2 separate regions of the Homo sapiens genome follow, and region 2 is linked to region 1. Evidence: read pairs that join two places in POLR2A ChIA-PET (ENCODE). Cell type or tissue: Panc1. All regions are shown on one strand. Links, peaks and the distances in the headings refer to the core of each region. The heading gives the core; the rest is flanking DNA. Region 1 overlaps SBF2 (SET binding factor 2). Region 2 has its middle 4.5 kb from the start of ADM.

Evidence for each region. Peaks named below come from ENCODE experiments on the same cell type or tissue, not always from the same donor. Only the 100,000 strongest peaks of a DNase experiment are listed, where the experiment ranks them.
Region 2: POLR2A ChIA-PET joins it to region 1 with 8 read pairs; 7 of 35 experiments call an interaction of 5 or more read pairs at or near these places.

The regions. Positions count from the first base shown.
Region 1 is chr11:10,016,279-10,020,682 of GRCh38, reverse strand. All of the region lies in intron 6 of SBF2 (SET binding factor 2), which reads left to right. Among named protein-coding and RNA genes, the nearest start is that of LINC02709, 260 kb to the right of the region's middle. In Panc1, for the core only: no CTCF peak of the experiment used is centred there; no DNase peak of the experiment used is centred there; H3K27ac peaks cover 3,064 bases.
Region 2 is chr11:10,298,373-10,302,776 of GRCh38, reverse strand. It overlaps a transcript of SBF2 not described here. Among named protein-coding and RNA genes, the nearest start is that of ADM, 4.5 kb to the left of the region's middle. RefSeq lists enhancers at 3,903-3,982, 4,063-4,112. In Panc1, for the core only: no CTCF peak of the experiment used is centred there; no DNase peak of the experiment used is centred there; H3K4me3 peaks cover 570 bases; H3K27ac peaks cover 3,247 bases.

The sequences.
Region 1 (4,404 bases), core at 111-4,110:
GAACCCATAGGAGTCTGCAGCAAAAATTGTTGCCTCCTCAGAAGAAAAAATTCAGCCAAGGGGCCTAAGGCAGAGTGAGAGACCAAGGCAAGTTTTAGAGCAGGAGTGAAAGTTTATTAAAAAGCTTTAGAGCTAGAACAAAAGGAAGTAAAGTACACTTGGAATTGGGCCAAGCGGGCAACTTGAGAGAGCAAGTGCACAGTTTGGCTTTTCGACTTGGGATTTTATAGGTTGGCATGCTTCTGGGTGGTTGCATTTCTCCTCCCCTGATTCTTCCCTTGAGGTAGGCTCTCTGCATACACAGTGGCCTGCTAGCACCTGGGAGGGGCTTCACGTGCAGTGTGTTTACTGGAGTTGTACACATGCTCACTTTAGGCATTTTTTCTTTACCAATCCAGTGTTCCTAGAGGAAGGTCATATAGCAGTTAAACTCTGCCATTTTGCCTCTTACTGCACCTGCGTGAGCTCACTCACCCAACTCCTGAGCTCTTATCAGGAAGCTGCCGATCACCAATTTCAGGTATTTCTATCTTGGGAAACTGCCCTTCCCTGGCACCACTGTGACCAATTATTATTTTAGAGAGAGAGTTTAACAACTTACCTGACCATCACCTGATGGTCGCCTGACATTCCTGGTTGGGGTTGGGCAGGGGAAGGAGGTTCTCCTGCTCTGCTTATGTCTGTCTGAATATCTACTATAACAATAAGAACATTTGTAGGAGCCTTAAAAATAACTTACGTTCCTAAAACATAAAGATGAAAAGATGCCAGAGGTAAAAATGAAAGCTTAGGATGTGTAAAAATGTTTTCTTTAAAAGAAAATACTGATTGGTAAATTGCTGAACCATCCAATTAATGCATCAATTGTAGGATGATTTTTATCCTTTTTACTGAAATGATCAGCATCTAGGGCCTCAGATCATGTTTCTGTCTTAGTTTTCTCAGCTTATTCATATAGCATTATTACTTGTTTTAATCTTATTCTCACTTATAAGGGGAAAAAATGAAGTCGTCTTTTTTTTTTCAATGTTTGACCTTGAAGGAAGCTTGCTTAGTTTTCTCATATTAATCTGTCTTTTGTCATAAGGGTCTGTCCCAACAACAAACTTATCAGGGTTAAAAAAAAATTTAAAGAAAATATATTTCCTCTCCTATCATAAAAACATAGTTTGCAAATTTGAGTACACAAGATTTTAAACTATTACTAATAATGGCATCTTGTGCCCTATTTTACTGTATCTATGATTAATTATTTTTTGACAGTTGAATATCAGCTATGTTCTTTGGGGATTTGAAGCAAATTAAATCTCCTTGCTAGCCCACTCTGGGGCACTTTTCTGAAGGAACTGCTTACCACGTGTACCATGTGCTTACCTTCAGAGGCCTAAGGATCTCTAACGAAAACTGTTCCAATGTAATTTCTTTCTAATAAATGGCATGGGAGTCTATAAGAAAGTTCCCGTAATGCCCTTCTGCTTATATGATGGTAGAAGTATGTTTTTTTTCACAAAATGTTTACAAAGCCATTATTATGTGCCAGCTCCTGAGTTAGTCACTGGGGATATAAAGATGAACAAATCACAGCTCTTACCCCAGATGTACTTTTAGCCTAATGGAAAAACAGGTATCGTTTTAAAACTATAGTAGAATATAATTAGCACAATAATAGAGATACCAAGAGCAAACTCTTACTTGCTAGAAAAGTAAAATAAGGGCATTCTAGAAGAAGAAGCATATTTAGCATTATAGGAAATTATGAAAGGCCCTCATGGAATAGTAAGATGTTTGGTGAAGCCTGAGAACAGGGTTTTAGGAAATAGTCAGAATGTTATTAAGAAACTGATTGCTTTTCATTTCAAAATTAAAAATTAAATATTTATGCTAGTTCTATAAAGAAACCGTTGTAAAAATATCAAAGACTGACAGTCATTGACCAATTGAGTCCTTGTTGACTGGTGTACTATGCTTGCTCAAATCACATGTGAAGAAAGTAGTTGCTACATGATATAATCTGAGGAAAGTTCAGAAGGATCCTGGTTCAAAACTGTCCTGCCCATTGTCCTTTTTTGGCACGTAGATGCTAATATTAAATAGCTCTATCTTTGCATTGAATTATCTATAAAGAATGTAAATGCTCTAAGGCAAGAGAGTCATTAGGTATCGTTCTTCCTTGTCACAAAGTTCTCTTGTCTAAAATTTCTGTTTGCTCTTTCAGCATTTTAGTGGTTAATATTTTTATAAAATATGGCTACTCCAACATTTAAGTACATAGCTTCCAAATGGTGGCAGGATGAAGTACCTTTTTTTTTCCTGTGCTCTGTAACATTTGATACATAGCTCTATTATTTTATGTTTTAACCGTTTATTTACCAGTCTTTCGTCTTCACTGAACTGTGAGCTCCTAAGAGCCTGTCTCATATTTCTTTATATCCATCCCTAGAATTTTATGATTGATGATATATCTCAGTAGTTCAGTAATAATGTAATAGTGGCAGAAGGGAAGAAAGGGGAAAAGAAAGGAGGAAGTTTGAATTAAAAGAGTTGTTTCTGCCAGGACAGTTCCCTCTTATTTGTTCCTTGCATAATTCTCCAGTTATTCTCTGTTCTTCTTCCCCACTGCTTGCTGCTCTACTCACAAGGCTCCTTTTGCTTCCTAATTCTTAAATTTAGAATTAAAAGTAGATAAAAACCAAGTCAAGCAGAACAGACATAGTCTAGGAATTTGGGTCATTGAAGGTTGGAAAAATCTGATGTTATTACCTCAGAGCTAGAAAAACAATTAGAATGTTCAAGAAGGAAGTAAAGATGCTGCACCTTTTTACACAGTTTTGGTTGAATTGGCCTTTTATGTATTTGAATTATTTTTAGTCATATGTGTTTGGTAATTGACTTCTTATATTTAGTCTCCCACATTGCTAAGCTCTATTTGTGTGTGTAAAATATATTTAATTCATGTCATACTCAGGGGGTTGAGTCTGTGTTCATAAGGACTAAACTACACCTCCTTTCAGATGCCCAATTTACCACACTTTTTACTTTTTTACTTAGAATACTTGCCATATCTATCATATGTGGAAATAATGCTAAATTTGTAACAGATAGTAAACATTACCTCTCAGTGATAAATTTGAAACTTTATATAAAGTTTTAGTTAATCCATGAAGTTAAGGATATTGTCTTTATTCACTGCTATATTCTAGTGTCTGGAGTATAGTACACAATAAATACTGGTTCAGTGAATGAGAAACCTCCTTTTTCATGACTTACATTAAGCTGTGACCAGAACTATACTGTTTTCCCCGTTGTGGGTTGGCCAGAAAGAACTATAATAAATTGTGCAGGGCTTTTTGAACTATATTCTGTTTTGAAACATGGTCTTCAGTTCCACTGTTTATCCATTTGAAAGCTGAGACATAGTCTTCTATTTGTGTAACATATCATTATTATTCAGAGAATGCAGGAGTCTGGAGAAAGTTCTTTTTTTCTTTCCCCAAAAAAGAAACAAATACATTTGTTAACATGTGGTGCAATGAATTTTAGAACTCTAACCTTTCAAGAAAATTGAGATCAGGAAGCCATCTTTCAGAATGTTTTACTCTTTGAATAATCAACAGGATGTATATGTATCATTGTAGTGAAATCGCTAGTAATTATCACTGGCATGTCTGTTTTTCATATTTTCTTCTCCCGTGTTATTGTGCAGCTTTGAATGGATGTTGGGCTACAGAAGGTGAGACAATTCAGTTATATAGAAAACTGATTTTGACTTACAAAATTAAAAGAAACTGGATTTCTCAATAGCTATGTAACTGTGAACACAGCAACAAACACTGCTACATAGGAATAAAAATCATTAATGTAATTTAAAATATTTGAGATTATTAATTATGTAAAACTTGCCAGGCACGGTGGCTCACGCCTGTAATCTCAGCACTTTGGGAGGCCGAGGCGGGCAGCTCACGAGGTCAGGAGATCGAGACCATCCTGGCTAACACGGTGAAATCCCATCTCTACTAAAAATACAAAAAATTAGCCGGGCATGGTGGCCCGTGTCTGCAGTCCCAGCTACTCGGGAGGCTGAGGCAGGAGAATGGCGTGAACCCAAGAGGCGGAGCTTGCAGTGAGCTGAGATCGCACCACTACACTCCAGACTGGGCGACAGAGCGAGACTCCATCTCAAAAACAATAATAATAATAATAATAATGTAAAACTTAAGAAAGCATGTGACATTTAAGAATAAAGAATTTAAGTAGTATTTCAATTAGGCTTGGGTAAATTGTTTTGTATTATACTATTAATTTTCTGGATAATGAAAAACTTACCCTTTAAGCACTAGAATATTGTTCCTATCTCATTTCTACATTATGAGACATATATCCTCTCAGTAAATATAGTATAGCATT
Region 2 (4,404 bases), core at 249-4,248, 280 kb before region 1:
CTGCCACCTCGCTGCCTCCTCGCTGCCCTTTACAAAAGCTCGTGATTCCGTGGGGGAAACTTGAGCTGTGGCTCTGCCAGGAGGATCGCGAAGCAAGTGCCCTTGGTTCAAACTCCTCTTTGAGCTGCAGGCAGCTTCAAAAAGGAAAGCAAGCCCAGGAGTGTAGGGAGACTCAGAGGCTAGGCTCTGCCAGCCTCGGGTGCCTATGCCAGCAACCTCTTGGCTGTGACAAGAATTCCCACCTGAGAGTCTTGGCATGCACTTTATCAGCCTGGTGCACTTTGCCGCTCTGGCACTTAGAGATCTGTCACTTGAGAACCAAGTCAATTCTTTAAGTAAAATCTTGGATTGGCAGCTCAAAGTATTTTCCTAGAAAGCCCCTATCTTGGAGTGAGTGAGTGTGTGCGCGAGCGCGCACCCCGCTTGCATGGGTGAGTAGCAGGGGCTAGAGTGCTCCCCAAAGCTTCGTGGGTTTAAGTCGAAAAAAGATAAGGAGTTTGTTAAATCTGGGCATCTATGTTTTTTCTCGTGAAATCTCGAGTTTGTTTAATTAATCATCGTTAACGACAAAAAAAAATCACTAGAATGCATTTCTGGTTCAGTGGTTCTATGGAGAAGGAAATGCTGCAGTGGGAGTTCTGATCCTGGCAATTTATTAACATAAGTTGCATCCATTCAAGTGGCAGTGATTGTAGATTCACGTTGAGCAAGGACAGTACAAGGAAGGAAGGAAGTGAAGGAAGAAACATCTTTAAATTTCTGGCAAGAAAAGAGAAAAGAAAAAGAAAAAAAAATCCTTGTTAATGAAGATCTACTTTTTTTGTGTGCTCCAGAATTTCAAAAGGTCAGATTACAAATAAACCTCCAAACCACTGTAATAAATGTGTACATCCTGACATTAGGGAGACACACATACACATATGCTAAAGGGTTTTTGCGTAATGGTGTTTCAACTTCTTCACATTCCAATTGAATGATTTTTAGGCCCTATATCCAAGCCTGATTCTTAGTAAAGTTTGGAGTTTAAAAAAATATGTGGTAGTGGTTTCTCAGCTAGCACTGTGGACACAGTTCTTAAAGCCAGAGTGGCCATACTCAGGTCTTTCAGAGAAGCATTGAAAAATAATAAATATCAATGATATTAATAAGAATAACTAAAATGTGAGTAGCTAAGTGCATTGCATAATTATCTCAGATGCCTCCTTTATCAAACAGGAAATTTTATGATGCATTTATTATTAATATAGTTCAAAATGTCTTTTAAGCTGAGGACTTGTTTACAAAGTTCACTTGAAAACAAAGTTCAAGATGCATCCTGAAGTCATAACACAAAGTGATTTAGAGAAAGAACACAATCAGCCTTGTGGATTTGATCACTTACAAGGAGAAGTAAAGCAGGATACAAAGCCCAGGGCACTTTTTTGGGATCTCTGACTTCTCTAAGGACCTAATAAAAATATAGATCCTTTCCAGAAAAATGAACATGTACATAAACCGATTAAAGTATAAAATAGGCATACAGTTCCGGGAGGTTGACCAAGTTTAAAACCCTGACACAGAATAAAAAACACTGTTTCCATATTTTAAATTTCTGTCTGGTTTATAGTGGTAAGGGCAAGGAGGACAGTTAACCTCCCTCTTTAGGGCATAATATTTTCCAGAGCATCAGCATAAAGAAAAGTAATGCGTTTGCTGCCTCATTTTTGTGCTCCTGTACAAAACAGGCAGAGAGTAACAGTCAGTTCTTGTACATGGTAAAGCCAGAAGGCAAACCTCCCTGAAGCTTAAATAAGGTAAATTACTGCAGAACAAATGAAAGAGAAGAGATGGTCCAGTACAGTGGCTCGTGCCTGTAATCCTAGCACTTTGGGAGGCTGAGGCAAGTGGATCTCTTGAGCTCAGGAGTTCAAGACCAGCCTGGCAACATGGCAAAAATCCATCCCTACAAAGAAAAAAAAAAAAAAAGAGAGAGAGAGAAGAGAAAGTAGTAAACCTAAAGAAGCTTGTTACAATAATACCTGTAACAGGACAAAATGAAATTACTTCAAGAGAAATTTGCTACAGAGGGCACAATAAATGGCATTAATGAATGGATGATAAAAGAGATGATTAGGCCATTTGAATCATCCATAGCCAAAGAGAATGGTGTTAATGAAAGCAACCATCATGCTACTTGTCTCCAGATAGGGATCCTGTGATATCAGATTAGAAGCACCTGGAAAGAAGCAATTATTTTATATATGTATATATATTTATATATATTTTTTTCTTTTTATAGAGATGTGGTTTCATCATGTTGCCCACGCTGGTCTTGAACTCCTGATCTCAAGAGATCCACTCGCCTTGGCCTACCAAAGTGCTAGGATTACAGGTATGAGCCACTGTGCTCAGCCAAGAAGCAATTCTGATTTATAAGCCTGAATGAATTGATAGTTTTTTCATTCTTTCAACAAATATTTACTGATTATATATTATATACCCAGCACTGTGCTAAGTTCTCAACATACAGTAATCACCAATGCAGTCATCAACAAACTTACCCTCAACGAGCTTACAGCCTAGTGACGTAGCCAGATATAAACAAATCCTTATCAGAATTATGTATTTACATGATTATAAACTGTGTTAAGTATTCTGAAGAAAAAGCAAGACTAGGGGGATCTAATATTCGAAATGGAGGAAACAGCATGTGCAAACACTCAGAGATGGGAAAGAACTTGGTACATTAGAAAAAATGAAAGGAGTCCTGTTTGATAGGAATGCATAGAATGATAGAGAAAAGAGGCCTGAAATGAGATTAAAGAGGTCATCAGGGTCAGAGTAAATAGGACCCTTTCCGACATGAAGATTTTGCACTTTATTTATGGTGACATGGAAAACTATTGACAGGTTTGAAGACAGGAGAGACATGATCTGATATACATTTATTTAAACAATCGTTTTGGCTATGGAATGTGGTAGATAGATTAGAAAGGTGCAAGAAAGGAAGCAGCACGGTGGTGGTACTCTGGAGAGACTGCAGAGAGTCTAGTCCCCCCATAACATTTATTATACCCCCTCCCCACATACACATACTCATTCCATCCTAAAGTTCACCAGCTTCACTGACATACACTCTGTTCAGTAGCACACGGCCTGCTCTCAGAAGAGCCCACACTTGGTGGAATGCTCTGCTGAAGCTGTTTTGAAATTCTCCAACATTTCTGAACAGGCAGTCCTACATTTTCATTTTGCACTGGACTCCACATATTATGTAGCCAGTCCTGCTCATCAAACATGTGATCTAAGTAAAAGTAGCTTGTAAACTCTTACAGTACCTATATATACTGTAGCTGCTAATGTCAGGGGTACTTCAAATGAATGTTAAGATTCAACCATTCATCTCATCACACATGGACCGCAACTGCAGGACACTTCCTTTTTTTTTTTTTTTTTTTTTGAGATGGACTCTTGCTCTGTTGCCCAGGCTGGAGTGCAGTGGTGCCATCTCGACCCACTGCAAGCTCTGCCTCCTGGGTTCACGCCATTCTTTTGCCTCAGCCTCCTGAGTAGCTGGGACTACAGGTGCCCGCCACCACTCCTGGCTAATTTTTTGTATTTTTAGTAGAGACAGGGTTTCACCGTGTTAGCCAGGATGATCTCGATCTGCTGACCTCATGATCCGCCCAACTTGGCCTCCCAAAGTGCTGCGATTACAGGCGTGAGCCACCACACCTGGCCAGGACACTTTCTACGTCATCTATGAAGCCTTTTCTTTGCACCCCAAACACACACTCAAGGTAGAAATGGTGTGTTTGCTATACAAATTTAATTTTGAGACAGGTTCAATAACCTGCTTACTGTCCTTAACTTTTACCTATATAGAAAGTTTGAAACCATCGGTGAAGCTGGGAAAACAGTTAAGAACCTATTGCAATAATAAAGGTAGAAGGTGATAACGGCTCAAACTAGTGGGGTGGCAGTGAGGGTGGAGAGAAGCGGACATATTTGGGAAGTAGGAACAATAGGACTGAGTGATGAATGTGGGGCTGAGAGGCAGCTGTCAAGGGTAAGATTCATTAAATTTCTTGCTTAGGGAACTAAATGGTTGAAAATATAGCAATGGATCAGGGAATTTTCCACCACAGCTGCATAGTCTCCTTTGTTATGCTTTGGTAGAGACGATCTGAAGAGGCCTCAGCCCTGCCTGGTGATGTTTGCTCAAGTCTGACTCTCATACTGCCTCCTTGAACTACTGTGGCTAACCACAGCAAGCACTTGAAATGACTGTACAGATCAAACCACTTACTCCGCAATAGCCCACTAGGGGCAATGGGCTGATAAGCCTTGCTCACTGATAATTAGCTCTATTTTGTCTTTTTTAAAATTTTTTATTTTAATTTTTTGAACGGGAGTTTCACTCTT